Linked DNA regions of Homo sapiens: all the other regions are linked to region 3. A link is a loop called in an ENCODE intact Hi-C map of the cell type or tissue named here. Cell type or tissue: heart right ventricle. All regions are shown on one strand. Each heading gives the region's core, and the rest is flanking DNA. Links, peaks and the distances in the headings are about the cores only.

Region 1 (6,492 bases), core at 506-5,505, 290 kb before region 3:
ACAACCTCCGCCTCTGGGGTTCAAGTGATTCTCCTGCCTCAGCCTCCCGAGTAGCTGGGATTACAGGCGGGTGCCACCACGCCTGGCTAATTTTTTGTATTTTTAGTAGAGACGGAGTTTCATCATGTTGGCCAGGCTGGTCTCCAGCTCCTCACCTCAGGTGATCCACCCGCCTCAGCCTCCCAAAGTGCTGGGATTACAGGCGTGAGCCCCCGCGCCTGCGCGCCCGGCCTGATTGACATTTTCAAGCTGGGATTTTCCAGGCTTTGAGAATGACCAGGTCTGCGATGACACTCCCTGGCTGGGAGCAGGAGGGACTCCTGAGACTGCTCCCCTTGTGGACAAAGAGGAAGTTGGGCCGATGGCCGATGACGGCCAGGCCGCGAGGCTGCTGCTGGGCCCTGGGTCACAGGTCGAGGTGTCAGGCCTCTGAGCCTAAAGCTCAACCATTATAACCCCTGTGACCTGCACATATACGTGCAGATGGCCTGCAGGAGCCAAGAAGTCTGAAGAAGCCAAAAAAACCACAAAGAAGTATAACAGCCGGTTCCTGCCTTAAGTGATTAACCAACATTACAACATTCTACCACTGTGACTTGTCCCTGCCCTACCTTGGCTGATCAATCGACTTTGTGACATTCTTCTTTTGGACAATAAATCTTATGACCTCCCTACCACATACCTTGTGACCCCCTCCTCTGCTAACAATAGATAACCACCTTTTACTGTAATTTTCCATTACCTACCCAACTCCTACAAAGCAACCCCTTCCCCATCTCCCTTCGCTGACTCCTTTTTCGGACTCAGTCCGCCTGCACCCAGGTGATTAAAAAAGTTTTACTGCTTACACAAAGCCTGTTTGGTGGTCTCTTCTCACAGATGTGCTTGACAGAGGCCGCCCTGCAGTTCCTGTTCCGATCTAAGGAAGGGAAGGGGAGGCGAGGAAGAACTGGGTCCCAAGACAAGAGGGTCCATTTCGTGAGGCACACACTCAGGACAGACCCTACCCCGCTGCTCTACTCTTTCGCTTCAGTCCCTCCTTCCCGGCCTCCGCTGGCCCCCTGACCCCGCACTGATCATTAATGCAGAAGCAGCGCAGACCAGCAGCCGGGATCGCCGGTAATCCCAGCACTTTGGGAGGCGGAGGCGGGCGGATCACCGGAGGTCGGCAGTTCTGAGGTCGGCAGTTCGAGACCAGCCTGACCAACATGGAGAAACCTCTGTCATGAGCCGCTTGCCTCCACCGTGCATGCAGATCTGCAGGGGAGTGGGAAGAGGCAGGTTCTTTGGGTCATTTGAAACGGTTTGGAGATATGCAGAGGCTGGGCTCAATATTAAGTAGGAATTGGGATTTATATTGGCAGCGAAGCGTGGACCCAGGCCCCTTCGGATCCGCACTTGGGCCCCAGAGAGAGGTTGTTCCTTTCCTCCCCGCCTCCCACTCAGGACCACCCATGGCTAATGGTCCCTGACTACAAATTCCACCTGACTGGAGGCTCGGGTTTGAGGTTACACAACTCGCTGAGAAGGGGAGGATAGGGGCTCCCAGATGTCCGGAGACCCCGGCAGGGACTGTGCACCCAGCTGTCTGAATGCCAGAGGCCGGCTCCGCGGGTAGCCATCCCTGCACCACCTCCTCGGGACTAGAGTCACCACAGCCTTTGTTTTTTTGTTTTTGTTTTTGTTTTTGCAGCGCCTGTTTTGAGGATTCTGAGTATTAGGGTGGGAAGCAAGTATTATTACATCAGCCTGGCTAGCTCAGTCGGCAAAGCATGAGACTCTTAATCTCAGGGTCGTGGGCTCGAGCTCCATGTTGGGCGGAGCTTTTACCATTCTTGGTACACAGAATTCAGCATCATCGCAGGTGACCCAGTTTCCGAAGCTTGGCCCCTAACTGGAAGGTAAAGTTTCACTGAGTCCCAACTCAATCTGTGTCCCCATCAGAGGTTTCAAGGCCTCCTCCCAAATTCATCAATCTGACCACTGGACTGCTGTGTTATCTCTCACAGCCGGTGTCCGAGAACCAGAGTCTCTTAGGGAAAAGGAATAGGAGATTTGCACCCCAGGAAGTTCTGTCTGCTCACCCTAGGCTGGGGTAGAGAACCTGGATCCCTTTACGTTAGCACAAGACCCAAAGTTTCCTTCCCTCCCCCAGGAGACTCAGTCCCAGGGCTGGAGGTGGATGTGCTGCTTCCAAGTTCAGCCAAGGGAGAAGGGCCCTCCCACCCAGTTCAGCTGAGACTGTGGGTCAATGTAGGGGCCAGCCCTACAGGGTCTGTGGGGTTTTCTCCCCATGTATGTAGATGAGAGACCATAGAAATAAAGACACAAGACAAAGAGATAAAAGAAAAGACAGTTGGGCCCCGGGGGGACCACCACCACCAAGACGCGGAGACCGGTAGTGGCCCCGAATGCCAGGCTGCCCTGTTATTTATTGGATACAAGGCAAGGGGGCAGGGTAAGGAGTGTGAGCCATCTCCAGTGATAGGTGAGGTCACGTGGGTCACATGTCCACTGGACGGGGCCCTTCCCTGTATGGCACCCGAGGAGGAGAGAGAGAGAGGAAAGACAGCTTACGCCATTATTTCTGCATTTTAGAGGCTTTTAATACTTTCACTAATTCTGCTACTGCTATCTAGAAGGCAGAGCCAGGTGTACAGGATGGAACATGAAAGTGGACCAGGAGCGTGACTGCTGAAGCACAGCATCACAGGGAGACGGTTAGGCCTCCAGACCTGACTAATGTCAGGCCCTCCACAGGAGATGGTGGAGTAGAGTCTTCTCTCTAAACTCCCCCGGGGAAAGGGAGACTCCCTTTCCCGGTCTGCTAAATAGCGGGTGCTTTTCCTTGGCACTGACGCTATCACTAGACCACGGTCTGCTTGGTAACTTCCGTCTTCCCAGACGCTGGCGTTACCGCTAGACCAAGGAGCCCTCTGGTGGCCCTGTCTGGGCATAACAGAAGGCTCACGCTTGTCTTCTGGTCACTTCTCACCATGTTCCTCCAGCTCCTATCTCTGTATGGCCTGGTTTTTCATAGGTTATGATTGTAGAGCGAGGATTATTATAATATTGGAATAAAGAGTAATTACTACAAACTAATGATTAATCATACTTATATATAGTCATATCTATGATCTATATCTAGTATAACTCTTGTTATTTTATATATTTTATTATACTGGAACAGCTCGTGCCCTCGGTCTCTTGCCTCGGCACCTGGGTGGCTTGCCGCCCACTGGTCAACATGGAGAGACCACCTCCCACCTGCTCCACAATCCCCCGGCTAACTCAGGCTCTTGGGAGAGACACCAGGGCCCCAGAAACCAGTATGACCCAGCCATTACTTATCTCTCTCAGTGTTTGGATGGTGGCCCTTGTTATTAGGAGACCAGGAGTGCAGCCACCCAGTCCCTCCAAAACATGCCTAACAGGTTTTTTGGAGGCGAAGGCAACCCTGTGTAGGATGTTAATCCACCATAAAGATTTCTCATTAATCCCACTTCTGGGACAGCCTCTAAGTATTCCAGTTCATCTATTGTTTCTTGTGTAAGACTAACCATAAATTCTGCCCTTAGGTCAAAACAACCTTGCTGCTATTGCATTTACCATAAATCTTGCCCTTAAGCAAGTGCCTTAAACATTCCTTGTGAAGCACATACACCCTTTCCCTGTGGTATGTAGACCCTGGGTCTGGGCGGTAAAGGCATGGAGACCCACTATCTTGTCTCCCTGCCACGAGAGACCCAGAAGTGGATTCTGTTCATAAGTCCCTAATAAATGTTTCTTTCCTAAGAAAGATGATTTGTCAGTGTTTTTCTTCAGCCTGGCACCTTCCTTGGACTCTGGGTGTAGGTTTGCATTATGGTTGTAACCAGCCAAGGTGTGTCTTTGGAATGGGAGTCAAACCTTGATCTCTGGGCTTTAGAGTGGCTTTGGACACATTTCCCAGTGGGGGTGCTGAGGCAGTCTGGGGGCCCTGAGGAAGGCAGATCAGAGGCTGGGACAAAAGGCTACAGGCACCTCACCAGCGCAGGTCCCAATAATGCAGCACCATCGCCTCAGCCTCTGGTCAGAGTTCGAATCCCACCTCGAGGATGTTGGCTCTTGGGGCCTTATAACCATGACCTTGTGTCACAGCGATACATGGGGAATGGGGTTGGGGTCACTTGTATCCTTGGCCTGTGAGGGTTGCAGAGCCAGGGGTGGATTGCGGACTGGTGCCCACTCTTCTGTCCGAAGCTATCAATCCTGGACATTTTTCAGGGAGGGGATAGGGCTATCCTGTGATTGTCATTGAGTCTTTTTAGAAAGATTGGAGCTATCAGGCCGGGCGTGGTAGCTCACGCCTGTAATCCCAGCACTTTGGGAGGCCGAGGCGGGCGGATCACGAGGTCAGGAGATCAAGACCATCCTGGCTAACACGGGGAAACCCCGTCTCTACTAAAAATACAAAAAATTAGCCGGGCGTGGCGGCGTGCGCCTGTAGTCCCAGCTGCTGGGGAGGCTGAGGCAGGAGAATGGCGTGAACCCAGGAGGCGGAGCTTGCAGTGAGCTGAGATCACACCACTGCACTCCAGCCTGGGTGACAGAGCAAGACTCCGTCTCAAAAAAATAAAAATAAATAGAAATAAAAAAAAAAAAGAAAGACTGGAGCTATCAAATAAAGGCTGAACTAGGTATATTCCAAGAGTACAAGGTTGGCCTAAATTCAAGAAAATTATCAAAATAATTCATCATATTAACAGAATAAAAAAGAAGCTATGTGGTGATCTTAATGTTTGGAAGGGCGCTTGATGCAATTCACACCTGCATTAATCGTTTGTTTGTTTTAGAGGCAGAATCTTGCTCTGTCACCCAGGCTGGAGTGCAGTGGTGCAATCTCCACTCACTGCAACCTCCACCTGCCGGGTTCAAGCAATTCTCTCTGCCTCAGCCTCTCGAGTAGCTGGAGTAGCTAGGATTACAGGTGCCCACCACACCAGGCTAATTTTTGTATTTTTAGTGGAGTTGGGGTTTCACTATGTTGGCCAGGCTTCTCTCGAACTCCTGACCTCAGGTGAGCCTCGGCCTCCCAAAATGCTGGGATTACAGGCATGGGCCACCGTGACCAGCCAGAATCTTACTTTGTTACCCAGGCTGCAGCATGGTGGTGAGAACACAGCTCACTGCAGCCTCAACCTTCTCAGCTCAAGCAATACTCCCACCTCATGCACCAGCTAATTTTTTTGTGTGTTTTCTGTAGAGATGGGGCCTCACTATGTTGCTTAGGCTGGTCTCAAACTCCTGAGCTCAAGGGATCGTCTTGTGAGACATTGCGTCCAGCCAATTATTTTCCTTCTTTGCTTCAACTCCCATCAGTTACCAGTTCCTGGACTGGAATGCTGTTCTTCCTCCTCTTTCTTGACTGGCCCCGTATTTTCTCTCCTGTCTCAGCTTAAATGTCACTCCTAGACTCATTGTTCCCATGTCAGGAACTCATCTATATATGACAACACCCTTATGACAGCCTGTAATTTTTGAAAGTCTATTCATTTTATTTTATTTTTCCAAGACAGGGTCTTGCTTTGTTGCCCAGGCTGGAGTGCAGTGGTGTGATCGTAGCTAACTGCAGTCTCAGCCTCCTGGACTCAGGAATTCTCCTACCTCAGATTTCCAAGTAGCTGAAACAACAGACTTGTGCCACCACACCCAGCTAATTTTATTTATTTATTTAGATGAAGTCTTATTCTGTCACCTAGGCTGGAATGCAGTGACGTGAACTCAACTCATTGCAACCTCCACCTCCCGGATTCAAGCGATTCTCTTGCCTCAGCCTGCCGAGTAGCTGGGATTACAGGCGTGTGCCACCACGCCAGACTATTTTTTGTATTTTTAGTAGAGACAGGGTTTCACCATGCTGGCCAGGCTGGTCTTTAAGTCCTGACCTCTAGTGATCCACCCGCCTCAGCCTCCCAAAGTCCTGGGGTTACACGCATGAGCCACCGTAGCCGGCCTGATTGATTTATTTAAATTTAGCTACCGGGTCTTTCTATGTTGCCCAGGATGGTCTTGAGCTCCTGGGATCAAGTGATCCTCCCTCCTCGGCCTCCCAAAATGCTGGAATTACAGATGTGCATCATTGGGCCAGCCTATTTACTTTTTATTTTAAAACAATTATAGATTCACAGTAAGTGGTCAAAAAGAAAAAAAAAAGTACAGAAAACTCTTGTGTAGCATTCACCCAGTATCCCCTAAGACTTCCATAACTGTGGCTCAGCATCAATGCCAGAAAATGAACACTGGCTGTTTTTCAAAGGTATTTTTCTTGGTTATTGTCAATCTTCACTTTGAACTGTGTGCTCTTTATTTTGTGCCTACTATTGTGCCCACCAAAAAATTAGATGCATGCTTTAACACACGACGCCTGTGATCTTTGAGAATAAAAAATTTGACTCCATGTAGATAAATCTAGACCTGACTTGTTCTTTTTCATTTTATTTTATTTTATTT
Region 2 (6,492 bases), core at 445-5,444, 310 kb before region 3:
GTGCGTGCCTGTAATCCCAGCTACTTGGGAGGCTGAGGCAGGAGAATGGCTTGAACCCAGGAGGCCGAGGTTGCAGTGAGCTGAGATTGTGCCACTGCACTCCAGCCTGGGCGACAGAGCAAGACTCTGTCTCAAAAAACAAAAACAGGCCGGGCACAGTGGCTCACGCCTGTAATCCCAGCACTTTGGGAGGCCGAGACAAGCGGATCACGACGTCAGGAGATCGAGACCATTCTGGCTAACACAGCGAAACCTCATCTCTACTAAAAATACAAAAAATTAGCCGGGTGTGGTGGCATGTACCTGTATTCCCAGCTACTCAGGAGGCTGAGGCAGGAGAATCGCTTGAACCCAGGAGGCAGAGATAGCAGTGAGCCGAGATCGCGCCACTGCACTCCAGCCTGGGTGACAGAGCAAGACTCCTTCCCAAAAAAAAAAAAAAAAAAAAAGAGGGCTTCCTCCCTGGACCTGTGAGTGGCAGGCGGTGGGAGGCCAGGTGGGGCAGGGTCTGGGAAACCTTGTCAGCCTCACAGAGGGCAGCCAGTGGCTGGGGAGGCGGTGGCTTTGGCCCAGGCCTCAACATTGTTCCCACCCCAGGCTTTCCAGGAGGAGCTGGCCCAGTTCCGGGAGCAACTGGACACCTGCAGGGGCCCTGTGAGCTGTGCCCTTGTGGCCCTGATGGCCCATGGGGGACCACGGGGTCAGCTGCTGGGGGCTGACGGGCAAGAGGTGCAGCCCGAGGCACTCATGCAGGAGCTGAGCCGCTGCCAGGTGCTGCAGGGCCGCCCCAAGATCTTCCTGTTGCAGGCCTGCCGTGGGGGTGAGCGGCCCGGCCTCCTACTGCCCTCACTTTCCTCGGCCAAGCTTCAGCCCCCGGGACTCACTGTCTACCTTCTCCAGGGAGCCCGGGTACCTGCCCTTCCCTGCCCCCTCTCCTGTCCTCTCCTAGAGGTCAAGTCCACGACCTTGAACCCTTAACTCTCAACACCTGTCATTCAGCGCTCTGAATGTCTCCAGTCTGGCAAGCCTGCCCTGGAGCTCTGGAGTTGGGTTCTCACCTTGACCCCACATTCACACTAGACCCCTGAGCACCCCCAGGTATCCCCGGAGTGAGACTATCTGCCTCTCCCCACCCTCTTCAGGAAACAGGGATGCTGGTGTGGGGCCCACAGCTCTCCCCTGGTACTGGAGCTGGCTGCGGGCACCTCCATCTGTCCCCTCCCATGCAGATGTCCTGCAGATCTACGCTGAGGCCCAAGGTGGGTTCTGCCTTCCTTCCAGGGCCTGGGCTTGGGCAGGGCTGGTTGTGGGGACCGTCCAGAGAGCATCTCCAGGGCTCTAAGCTGGGGTATGGCTGCCACCTGCATCCTCTGTTTGCCAAGACAATGGGAAGAAAAAAAATCTTCCTAAACCGCAAGGGCCTTTGGGAAGTGGGAGCTTCTTCCCCTGTTGGAGCCTGGCAAGAACCCTGGAGTCGGTAAGGTCAAATAGCTTTTCTGAGGTCACAGCTGTTAAGTGGCTGGGCCGAGCTTTGAACTTCCGTCTGTCATTCCTGCCCTGCACTCTTTCCACCTCCCTGGGCTGCCCTTAAGCCACAGATGGGGAGCTCCCGGGGCTGATGGAGTTCCACGATGTTGATCACTGGAATTGATTCCTCTTGCAGGCAGCTCCTGCAGGGGCACCCCTCCAGGGAGCTCTGACCAAGCAGACATCCTGACGGTCTACTCAGCCGCAGAGGGTAAGGAGATGGGTCATCGGGAGCCTGTGGTTACACAGGGCCCAGCTTCCTGGCCTAAGATCTGGAGTAGCCTTAGGGGCAGCTAGGGCTTAGGGTTGGGGCACAGAGATGCCAGCCCAGCTGTGGTCCAGCCATGTTCCCTACATGGGTTAGGATGTGTAGTAACAGCAGTGATGGTGAGTGCTGTGAGGCGCAGCTGTGCCAACCACTGTGTGTGCAGGTTTCCTCTAGGCTGTGAGTTCCACGAGGCCAGGGTAGACCTGCCTGCCCCAAGGCCCTGCTCAGTGTCTGGCACATAGTAGGTGCACAGTAAATGTTTGTTCAGTAGTGAATCTCTCCATAGGCTCACCTCTGCAAATACCTAGCAACAACTTGTTCCAGATGCAAGAAGTCCCTGCTCCCTGCCCTGTTCTCTTGCCTGATTCCTGGGTCCTGCCTCCTTGTACCCCACTTTCCACCAACAATAGGACCCCTGGGATTGGAAGGCAGAGGGTTGGGGCCTTGGTCTGATGCTCTGGCCCTGATCCCCTGACCTAGGCTATGTGGCCTATCGCGATGACAAGGGCTCAGACTTTATCCAGACACTGGTGGAGGTCCTCAGAGCCAACCCCGGGAGAGACCTTCTGGAGCTGCTGACTGAGGTGTGTTGGGGGGTTCCAGGGTGACAAGTGGCAAGGAGCTGGGTTTGCCCTTCTCCCCAGCCCTGGTATTCTGATCACCTCCTATGAACTCCATTGGCGAAGGAGGGATCCTCTGCCCTCAATACTACAAGATAACCAAACGCAGGATGGCCGACGCTGCACAGATGCCATCCACTGCAGTTCTTAGTCACACGTACTGCAGTCGGGTGGGGAGGAGGACACTGCATGTCATGCGGGGCCACCTGGGCTTGTGCTCAGAGCAGGGTGAACCTGCAGGGCCAGTGGGAAGCTGGCTTTGTAGTGACAAGAGAGTGAGATGCCCCCTGGTTCCCACGGGCAGATGTGGTTGGTTGGTTTGAATATTTCCAAGGCCTGTCAGGGGGCTGAAGTCCATTAGGGTGACGACCAGGTGGGGTGCAGCTGGTCTGCTGAGAGGGGACCTAGGGGGTGGGAGCCTGTCCTGCTGGGTGGGGACATGTCTGGCCAGAGCAGAGGAATTCACCGTTAGGCCTCTGGAGCTCTGCGAGCCTCAAAGATGTCCAGGCAGTCCTTGAAATTTTAGGCCTTGCAATGTACCAAGCCAGGGGCTCTCCCCTGGGGCAGGCTGAGCCCCGGAGGGCTGTAACCCCGGGCGCAGGCTGGGTGTGGTCCTCAGGTCAACAGGCGGGTGTGCGAGCAGGAGGTGCTGGGCCCCGACTGCGATGAACTCCGCAAGGCCTGCCTGGAGATCCGCAGCTCGCTCCGGCGCCGGCTCTGCCTCCAGGCCTGAGGGTGCGGCGGCCACGGGGGCGCTGCTGAGACGGTGGCCAGATCCCAGCGCCATTCTTGCCTCCATCCACCCCCCATCCCCCCGGTTTCCTCATCTGAGAGCGAGGCGTGGCAGCGTGGGGGTGGCCGTGCAATAAATATCTGCCGTGAACAGTGCCTGTTCTCAAGGACGTGTGAAATAAGTGAGATAATGTGTGTAAAGCGCCTGGCACTGCATATGGACGCAATAGTGTCCATGGGAACCGAGTTGGGGCCTGTGCCCAGCTTCCGGGACTTAGGAACCCAACATGGGCTGGACTGGGCTGGGCTGGGTTGGCAGTTCGGTTATGGGAGCGTCCAGGGGGAGAGGGGTCCCAGGAAGAGGACGCATATCCCTCTCCCAGACATGTCCCTGTGTATGCGCGCCCCACCTCCACCCCGCGCTGGGCCATAGAAACTCAGGAGACACGGCCTCCGCTTTCCAGGCGGCCAGAATAAAGTCTGGGGCCAAAAGCCTCTGAAACACACCTTTGCAGGTTCACCGTGATGGAGCAAGCACAGGGGCTGGGCAAGCAGCTTGCAGCCCCTGACCCAAAGCGGCGGGAGGCACATGGGGGAAAGCGCTCCCAAACGGCGTCTCGGAGGGGCCTGCTGCGGGGAGGGTGGGGTAGGGCGGGCTCGCCAGGGCTCGAACTCACAGTCCCGGGCCCGCGGCGGCGGTTTCCACCCAGCAGCCTCAGCGGCCCGGCGCGGTGGCCCAGCTCGGAGTCCCGCCCACCGGGAGCCTCGGAAGGACCGGCCTCCCCTCACTCTAAGCATGCGCGTTAAAGCGACAGCATAGGCTATAGAAAGCTTTATGAGAATAGCTGGGAGCCATACAGCCGCAGGGCCGCGTGGCCTAATGGATAAGGCGTCTGATTCCGGATCAGAAGATTGAGGGTTCGAGTCCCTTCGTGGTCGTTGCCATGTTAACGTTTTCTTCCAGCTCCACTTAAAATTTCTTCACCTGGGACTGCACCCTGGGCGACTACGACACTCGAACTGAGTGCGCCGGTCGCTCTCCCCTCACCCCCGTAGGAACACTGGGACCTCGCCCTGCGCCTCCAGTCGCGAAGCTAAGGACCCAGGGCCAGAATAGCAGCGAGGGCGACTTAGAGAACGCCGGCAGGGCCCTGGCGGACTGCGGAGCTTGAAGCCAGAGAACGCAGGTCCTGGGATCTGGTAGGGGATTGACTTCACAAATTAACGTTCAGGTGATGGAAACCGTGACAGACGCGGGGCTGGGATTGCTTGCTGTGAGGAGTTGCCCCAAGGGATCAAAGGACACCTGTAGTTTTTTGTTTTTGTTTTTGTTTTTTTTTTGAGACGGAGTTTCGCTCTTGTTGCCTAGGCTGGAGTGCAATGTCTTGATCTCCGCTCACTGCAACCTCCGCCTCCCGGGTTCAAACGATTCTCCTGCCTCAGCCTTCCGAGTAGCTGGGATTACAGGCATGCGCCACCAGGCCCGGCTAATTTTTGTATTTTTAGTAGGGTGGGGGGGTGGGCGGGGGTGGGTTCTCCATGTTGGCCAGGCTGGTCTCGAACTCCCGACCTCAGGTGATCGTCCAGCCTCGGTCTCCCAAAGTGCTGGGCTTACAGGCGTGAGCCACCGCGCCCGGCGACATGTGTAGTTTAATTGATTATTGTGATGAAAAACTTTGTATCAACTGATCATGGGGTAACAAAGTAAAAAAGAAAACGATTATAGTGGTGATGAGCCGGGCGCGGTGGCTCACGCCTCTAATCCCAGCACTTTGGGAGGTCGAGGCGGGCGAATCATGAGGTCGGGAGTTCCAGACCAGCCTGACTCACATGGTAAAACCCCGTTTCTACTAAAAATACAAAAATTAGCGGGACGTGGTGGCGCGCGCCTGTACTCCCAGCTACTCAGGAGGCTGAGGCAGGAGAATCGCTTGAACCCGGGAGGCCGGAGGCTGCAGTGAGCCAAGATCGCGCCACTGCACTCCAGCCTGGGCGACAGAGCGAGACTCCGTCTCAAAATAGAAAATAAATAAAATAAAATAAAATAAAATAAAATAAAATAAAATAAAATAAAATAAAATAAAATTCAAAGAGTATCTCCAGGATTGAGTTAATATTTCGCCGAGGGGAAAAAAAATGTCTACCAGCGGAACCCGAGTTTAGTCCGGGTGCCGAGCAGCGCCTCTTGGGGTATCCTTCCACGGGGTGGGGTATCCTTCCACGGGGTGAAGGCTGCGGAGAGTCGCAGCTGCAGGCATGGCCTCCGGTCGGCGGACGCTGGTGACCTGGCGTCGTGCAGGGTGTCACTTTCTCCTTTAATTTTTTTTGATGTTTCAGTGGTTTACGAAGGTATTTGTTTTTGGTAGAGACGGGGCGCTCACTATTTTGCCCATGATGGTCTCGAACTCCTGGACTGAAGCGTTTACTAGGTATTAAAGGAAAAGAACGTCATTAAAATACAGATTTTTTAAAAAAGGAAAATAACACACGTGTTGGGGCAGGAAAGTAAACACCCAACGTGGCGATCCTGAGATTAACACCTAGCCAGCTGGGGATGTAGAGGGCGGATTTTGGAGGGTCATTATTAAGAGGCTTCCGACCACTGGGCGGCACCCTTGGTCTAACGGACAATGCGGGGGAGGAGGACGAAGACCGACACTTCCAGAAGCGGCGGGCTCGGGATGAGGAGCCAGTTGCTGAGCTGGCATCGCGTGCCCCTTCCCATACACTCTACCCATCGCAAGTGCATCATTCGCTACTAATTACCCCTAGACTTGGGTTGTCTCCTGAGTGGAGACGACGGCTTGTGAAGGAGTTGATCCAGGCACCTCTCGCACCCTAAGCGAAGATCATACCCCTAGACCAAAGAGCGGAGCCAAAAATCTGACGTTCGGTGTCTTTCAGGTCCCTCTGCACGTGCGCCGTCTCTTTGGGGTCCCGAGGATGCTCAGGAGCGGACGAGATCTGAACCGAAGCTTGGATTGCAGTGGAGGGGCGGGAGAAAGGCCAGGGTAGGACGGGCAGGCTGTGCAGGAACCACCGCGGAGTGATGGAGAAACTGGTCTAAGACAAGCGACAGCGTTTTGTTATCCGCCCCGGTGGCCTAATGGATAAGGCATTGGCCTCCTAAGCCAGGGATTGTGGGTTCGAGTCCCACCCGGGGTAAAGAAAGGCCGAATTTTAGTGTTCCTTATCGGGCAGAAGAGTTAGAATGCGGTATACTCCAGTGGAGGTGCGGAGTTTCCGAAGGGTTACCAAAAAGGCTCTAAATCAGAAACCTCTACCTGTTTTCAAGGAAGACGAGCACAATTTCACGTTACAGAAAAAAGGAGCCGAATCTTTTAC
Region 3 (6,492 bases), core at 609-5,608:
CATGAGTAAATAGGCAAGAGAAAAGCGATAATATGCTGGAAGAGGCCTTAGAGCCAGAGGGAGAAGGAGCAGACAGACTCTCATAAATAAGGAGTTCTGGTGAAACAGAATTTCTGCGAGAGATTCAATTATAGCAAAACTTTATGGAACCAAAAAGCTTAAAAAAAAATCAGAAGTTTAATAGATAAACTGAAGGAGAGAATGGTCAGCACAAACTGAGTAGCCTGTTAGATCAAGTGGAAGAAACACTCAAACACAGCAAAAAAAGAGAGAGAGAAAGGAACCATGAAAGCAAAGAGGTGGAGGACCAATCAGCCCTGAAGTCGATGGTGATCAACCCATTCCTGAACCATCCCTGTGACCGGCAGATGTCCCTCTGCTTGACTTGCTTAGGCAGGGGTCCTCTGAACTCATCACAGAGCCAAGGGAGAATGGGATGACCTTAATGGGTTAAACCAGTTAGGGAACACACTGGAACAAGGGGTAGAGTCTGTGCCACAAACACAAAGAGAAAGGGTGGAAGTTTTTTTAGTGTACAAATAACCTTGAATATCTCCTGTAGTGACACATGGTGCCTAACCGAATGAACCGTTGTGAAGATAAATGAGATCTTGCATAACATGTTTAACACAATGCCTCACACATAAGCCGTGGAGAAATAGTTATTTTCTCATTTGTGTTTTAAAGGAGTATTTTTTTCTTTTTTGAGACTGTCACTTTGTTGCCCAGGCTGGAGTGCAATGGTGCGATCTCGGCTCGCTGCAACCTCGGCCTCCCGGGTTCAAGCCATTCTCATGTCTCAGACTCCCGAATAGCTGGGATTACAGGCATGTACCACCATGCTCAGCAAATTTTTTTTTGTTGTTGTATTTTTAGTAGAGATGGGGTTTCACCATGTTGGCCAGGCTGGTCTGCTGGTCTCGAACCTCTTGACCTCAAGTGATCCACCCGCGTCAGCCTCCCAAAGTGCTGGGATTACAGGCATGAGCCACCGGGCATAGCCAAAAAAGAGTTTTTAGTTTTTTTTTTTTTTTTTTTTTTGAGACGGAGTCTCGCTCTGTCTGTCACCCAGGCTGGAGTGCAGTGGCGCGATCTCAGCTCACTGCAAGCTCCACCTCCTGGGTTCACGCCATTCTCCTGCCTCAGCCTCCCAAGTAGCTGGGACTACAGGCACCTGCCACCACGCCCGGCTAATTTTTCTGTATTTTTAGTAGAGACGGGGTTTCACCGTGTTAGCCAGGATGCTCTTGATCTCCTGACCTCGTGATCCGCCTGCCTTGGCCTCCCAAAGTGCTGGGATTACAGGCGTGAGCCACTGCACCCGGCCCAAGTTTTGGGTTTTTTTGTTTTGTTTTGTTTTGAGAAGGAGTCTTGCTCTGTCCCAGACTGGAGTACAGTGGCGCGATCTCGGCTCACTGCAACCTCCACGTCCTGAGTTCAAGCGATTCTCCCACCTCAGCCTTTTAGTAGCTGGGATTACAGGCACGCACCACTATGCCCAGCTAATTTTTGTATTTTTAGTAGCGACGGGGTTTCACCATGTTGGCCAGGATGGTCTCGATATCTTGACCTCATGGTTCACCCGACTTGACCTCCCAAAGTGCTGGGATTACAGGCATGAGCCACCGCGCCCTGCCCAAAAAAAGAGTAAAGTTTGAAGGGATGTACATGCTGTTCTGTTTGCCAGTTCATCTTAACGGTGCTGTATTTAGAACCCTGGAAACAGCCGGGCACGGTCTCAAAACAAACACACACCCCGTGGAAACAATAGAATGTTGTTACTCTGTTGTTACTTAGGGAGTGTTTTTTCAAACTGTACTGTGCTTGTTACTCACATGGGGGTCTTGTTGAATGCAGATTCTGAATTAAGTGCCCATTCTGACTCAGTCCAACTGAGTCCTGAGGTTCTGCATTTTTAGCAAGCTCCCAGGTGATGCCGCTGCTCCTGGACCGCAGACTGCACTGAGTAGCAGGCACCTGAGTTTTGCCTGTTTTTATGATTGATTGGGCTCCCCACGGCATCCATCTTCTAGCCAGTGGGAAAGGGGAGAGGAAGTACAGAGCGAGCAATTTCCTTTTTTTTTTTAACCCCATCTTTTATTTTGAAAATTTCAAACCTCCTCAATTTTTGAAAGAATAATGCGCTTCACCAGTTGTTAACAATTTAGCAATATTCTTTTAAGCACATGACACAGAAGTTGCCAACATTGTGCTCTCTCTTGTTCACTGGTGAAACTTTTGGCACATAGCCTGATCCTGCTGCAGGAGAGGCTGAGAAATAAAAGCCTAGCTTGACAGTGATCTGCCTGCTGAAGGGGGTGGGATTCTGTTACTACTAGATGATGATAAAGCAGTTATTTTTTAAAAGGAGAAGATGGCAGAGTAGGACAATGGATACTAGGGGACAGTTTGACACGCAGACTCAAATCTTTTTTTTTTTAGATGGAGTTTTGCTTTTGTCGCGCAGGCTGGAGTGCAGTGGCGCAATCTCGGCTCACTGCAGCCTCCACCTCCAGGGTTCAAACGATTCTCCTGCCTCAGCCTCCCAGGTAGGTGGGATTATGGGCACATGCCACCACGCCTGGCTAATTTTTTTGTATTTTTAGTAGAGACAGGGTTTCATCATGTTGGCCAGGCTGGTCTGGAACTCCTGACCTCAGGTGATCCACCCACCTCGGCCTCCGGAAGTGCTAGAATTATAGGCGTGAGCCACCACACCCAGCCAAGACTCGAATCTTATAACCAGTTCTCTTCAAATTGGATTCTGGAAAGCTCGGAGTTGAAATATACAGCCCAGGTTGGTCGTGGTGGCTCACGTCAGTAATCCCAGTATTTTAAGAGGCCCAGGCGGGCAGATCACTTGAGGCCAGGGGTTCAAGACCAGCCTGGGCAACATAATGACATTCCCATCCCTACAAAAAAACAAAAAACCCAAAAAACCTGTTTTTTAATTAGCCAGGCATGGTGGTTCACACCTGTAGTCTCGGCTACTTGGGAGACTGAGGCGGAGGCCAGGAGTTGGAGGCTGCAGTGAGCCGAGATTGCGCCCCAGGCTGGGAGACAGAGACCCTGTCTCAACAACAAAAACTTCGCGTTAGATCTTGCATTATAGAACCCCTACAACCGGAGGGCAGCTTAAGTTGCCTGTTTTACTCAGGGACAGCCCTAAACTGCCTTTCGCCAGAATCGGACGGCTGAGAATCCAGTGTCGTCGCGGGGTGGTGCTGCCAGCTGGCTCCGGGTGGTCGGCCAGGAGCCAGCCTTGTGCACCTGCTTTCAGTTGTTGGCCAGCCCCGGCGCTGCAGGCCCTCGCGAGCTTAGGATGCGCCTGCCAGGGCCTGTGCGGGGGGGCCACTCGGTAGAGCCGCGGGACCTCGGCCCGGAAACCGCGCCACCGGCGTCCGCACACGCTAGGCCGGGGAGCCCAGAGGTCTGGCCGGCCATGTCTCGGCGACCTCCCGGAGCGAGGGACAGGGAAGGAGCCGGCCCTCACCAGTGCCCCGCATACGGGATCCTGGGCCTGGCTTCGCACGGAGCCTGCCCGCTCCCAACCTGCCCGCTCCCAACATGGCGGCAGCGCCGGCCTCAGGGGGCGGGGCCACGTGGGGGCGGCGGCCAATGGGCTTCCGGGCTGCGCTGCCGGCAGGGAGCGGGAGGCGGAAGTGCCGCGGGCTGCCGCCTCCGTCCCGGCTGCGGCCCCTGCCGGTTACATAACTCGTTGCGGGCTCCGCGCGGTCCCACTTCCCGGCTCCCTTCGCCTCCAGGATGCGCTGAGCCCTACAACACCCCCAGCGGCCGCCGGCTCCCCCACGAGGTGAGGTGGCGGGGGGCGGCCGCCGGGGCTCGGACCTGCGGCGGGGCGCCGAGGGGGCGGGGTAGGCGGGGAGGCCGCGCCGGGGTCAGGGGGGCCAGCGCCCACCGGGTACGAGCGCGCTGGTGAGGCAGGCCCGGCCGCGCCCGCGCCCCCGGCGCACGGTCCTCCCGGGAGCCGGTTTCGGGGACGGCGGCGGGGAGTGGGCGCTGGCCAGGGACGAGGGTTGAGGAGGTCGCGGCTCTCATGCTGGGTGGGAGTCGGGCCTTCTGCCTGGGGGTTGCGTCAGTGTCCGACCCCGCGATGAGTGGTCGGGACAATTTGCAACTAGAGGGTGGTCCTCATGGGTACCCTGTGGGGTGTCGCGCGAGGTGAAGGGCCAGGCCATTTCCGTCGGGTCAGCGATTTCCGCCTTCGCCCCGCTCTCGCCTGGCCTGGTCAGGGCCTGTTTTGGTACTTGTTGCGCCGATTGGAGTCATCTGCGACTTGTTTGCCCTCCTCTGAACTCCTGAAAGCCAGGGGCTCCGTCTAGGTCTCCTCCTAGTCTTATTCTCCCAGCTTTCGTTGTTAAGACAAATTCCTTACGTTCCTGGCCCTTTACAGACCGGCCCTACAGAACCCACACCCCCAGCTCCGACTTTCTTCTCCAGATTGGGTACTTCCCAGGGAGTAAAGGGAATCTGTAGCTTTTGTGGTTTGTCCTGCTGGGAAAATTTGGGGGTAAGTGGTGGGCCTTCTCTGGACGACCACCCACAAATCTGTGTGCCCAAACGGAGACAGGACCCAGGGTCTGGACATCAGGCAAGGGGTACTCTGCAGTAAACGTGGACATTGGCCGTTTCGTGGGTTTGTTTTCACTCTGCCAAGTCCTTGAGGCGTACACTTTTGTGTCACTCATTTATCTTGAAAGAAAAGGTTAACAGCCCAACAGAGTAGTTCGCTTTGGTATCTGGAGTGGTAATCAGAGTGCCAGAACTGGAGAGAACATTGCCGTGTACAGATGTTTGCCTTTTACCAGGGCACTGAAGGCATAAAACCCTTAGTTAATGCTTAACTGAGTGAACCATGAAAGTCATGTGACTCCAAAGGTCGACTCTAGAAATGCGGCAGTCCATGTAGCACTGTGATGTAGAAATTCTATGATATATGGGTCAGTGTTCACAGGCAGGGAGAGGGGGAGTCTTCAACATCTTTGAATTAAAAAGCATCTGGGGCAAAAACAAATAAATACACACATATCAGTGAACTGCTTTAAGTTCAGTTAGAGAAGGTGAGATTAAAGACCAGAAGAAACTCGAGGGAGACTGCTGTATAAGTCCCAGTTATCTTTCCAAACAGACAGGTTCATCACAGCAGTGAAGGCTAGTCTTCATCTCCCTTCTTGTGGGATTTTCTACATTAATGTGCAGATCTGCCCTTGGAGAATGGGGCGTGCATGATTGGGCTGTGGTTTGCTGGAGTTTCATCTTACTGAAGTTGCAGACACTGTGGGTTTCTGTGACAATGGTTTACACTGAAAGTAGCAAAGTCAAGGCATGGTCTGGTATCAGCATGCCAGAATAAAACACACAGACAGCTTTTTAAAAGGTCTGTGTCCGTCCTATCTTTAGCCTCTCCTGGTTGTAACTTGAAGTGACTTTGTTGCCGTGTTTGTTTTGACCAGGCCGGGACAGTATGGAGAGTATCTTTAGATGTGACTTATCTGGGTTGCTTAGCAACAGCATGCTTCAGATTAGAATGGAAGAAAGTTCCTGGATGTGAGGAGATTTGAATGATAAAAGATACTTACACCTAAAAGGAGACCAGGAGGGATTGTGCCCTGTTCTTGCTAACTGGGTGCTCGTAACTGGAGACGGGGTGTACCTGTTAGCGGTGGTTAGACGAGGTGGATACAGAATCCAGAATGGTCACATTGCAGCCATAGGGAACAGATAGATGCAGAGAAGAGGCTTCAGCCCTCTGAGTTAGGGCAGTGCATGGCCTTGCTCTGCTGAAATAGCCCAGAGGTCCCATTTGCTTGGTGACATCTCTCACTTGAATAGAAAGCTGGCTGTTTATCAGACACTGTTTTCTTAAATGGCAGCTCCTCCACATCTGCGTCATCTCCATTATCTCCCCTATCCATCTCTTTTTGGAAGGAATCCACGAAGCCCTCATGACTGTTTGTTTGTTTTTGTTTTTTTGTTGTCGTTGTTGTTTTTTGGAGATAGGTTCTCACTCTGTCGCCCAGGCTAGAATGCAGTGGCGTAATCTCGGCTCACCGCAACCTCCACCTCCCAAACTCAAGTGATTCTCCTGCTTCAGCCTCCTGAGTAGCTGGGATTACAGTCATGTGCCACCATGCCTAGCTAATTTTTTTGTATTTTTGGTGGAGACGGGGTTTTGCCATGTTGGCCAGGCTGGTCTTGAACTCCTGACCTCAAGTGATCCGCCGCCTCAGCCTCCCAAAGTTCTGGGATTACAGGCGTGAGCCATTGCATCCAGCCCGCCCTCATGGCTTTTACACCTCTTTTCCTGGTTTGCAGAAAGCAAGGCTGGGGTGTGGACCCTGCATCGAAGCTGGTTCTGCTTATGTCCATGTGAAGTGCTTTCAAGTAAAATGCTGATCTGCAAAAAGATGCTGAAAGTCCTTTGTCTCTTTCTGGCTAAGTTCAAATGCCGAATTTGATTCAGCAAATAGT

Evidence for each region. Peaks named below come from ENCODE experiments on the same cell type or tissue, not always from the same donor. Only the 100,000 strongest peaks of a DNase experiment are listed, where the experiment ranks them.
Region 1: a loop joins it to region 3, with 2.4 times the contacts of the local background. A loop is called at or near these places in 15 of 110 quality-filtered maps.
Region 2: a loop joins it to region 3, with 2.1 times the contacts of the local background. A loop is called at or near these places in 15 of 110 quality-filtered maps.

The regions. Positions count from the first base shown.
Region 1 is chr16:3,163,191-3,169,682 of GRCh38, forward strand. It overlaps TRK-CTT8-1 (tRNA-Lys (anticodon CTT) 8-1), which reads left to right and starts at 1,748; the gene lies at 1,748-1,820. RefSeq lists an enhancer at 2,738-2,797. In heart right ventricle, for the core only: CTCF peaks have their summits at 2,945 (motif pointing left) and 3,157; a DNase peak (open chromatin) is centred at 2,921; H3K4me3 peaks cover 452 bases; H3K27ac peaks cover 278 bases; H3K27me3 peaks cover 843 bases.
Region 2 is chr16:3,146,661-3,153,152 of GRCh38, forward strand. It overlaps TRR-CCG1-3 (tRNA-Arg (anticodon CCG) 1-3), which reads left to right and starts at 4,014; the gene lies at 4,014-4,086. TRR-CCT3-1 (tRNA-Arg (anticodon CCT) 3-1) reads left to right here and starts at 6,240; the gene lies at 6,240-6,312. It also overlaps the pseudogene CASP16P and the pseudogene TRP-AGG6-1. RefSeq lists an enhancer at 3,087-3,136 and silencers at 3,737-4,086, 6,268-6,407. In heart right ventricle, for the core only: a CTCF peak has its summit at 3,170; DNase peaks (open chromatin) are centred at 3,321 and 3,961; H3K4me3 peaks cover 2,655 bases; H3K27ac peaks cover 1,958 bases.
Region 3 is chr16:3,454,368-3,460,859 of GRCh38, forward strand. All of the region lies in intron 2 of NAA60 (N-alpha-acetyltransferase 60, NatF catalytic subunit), which reads left to right. Among named protein-coding and RNA genes, the nearest start is that of NAA60, 14 kb to the left of the region's middle. RefSeq lists a silencer at 3,280-4,029 and enhancers at 3,350-3,519, 5,858-6,027, 5,964-6,133. In heart right ventricle, for the core only: a CTCF peak has its summit at 3,706 (motif pointing left); DNase peaks (open chromatin) are centred at 1,714, 3,304, 3,624, 4,132 and 1 weaker place; H3K4me3 peaks cover 3,866 bases; H3K27ac peaks cover 5,000 bases.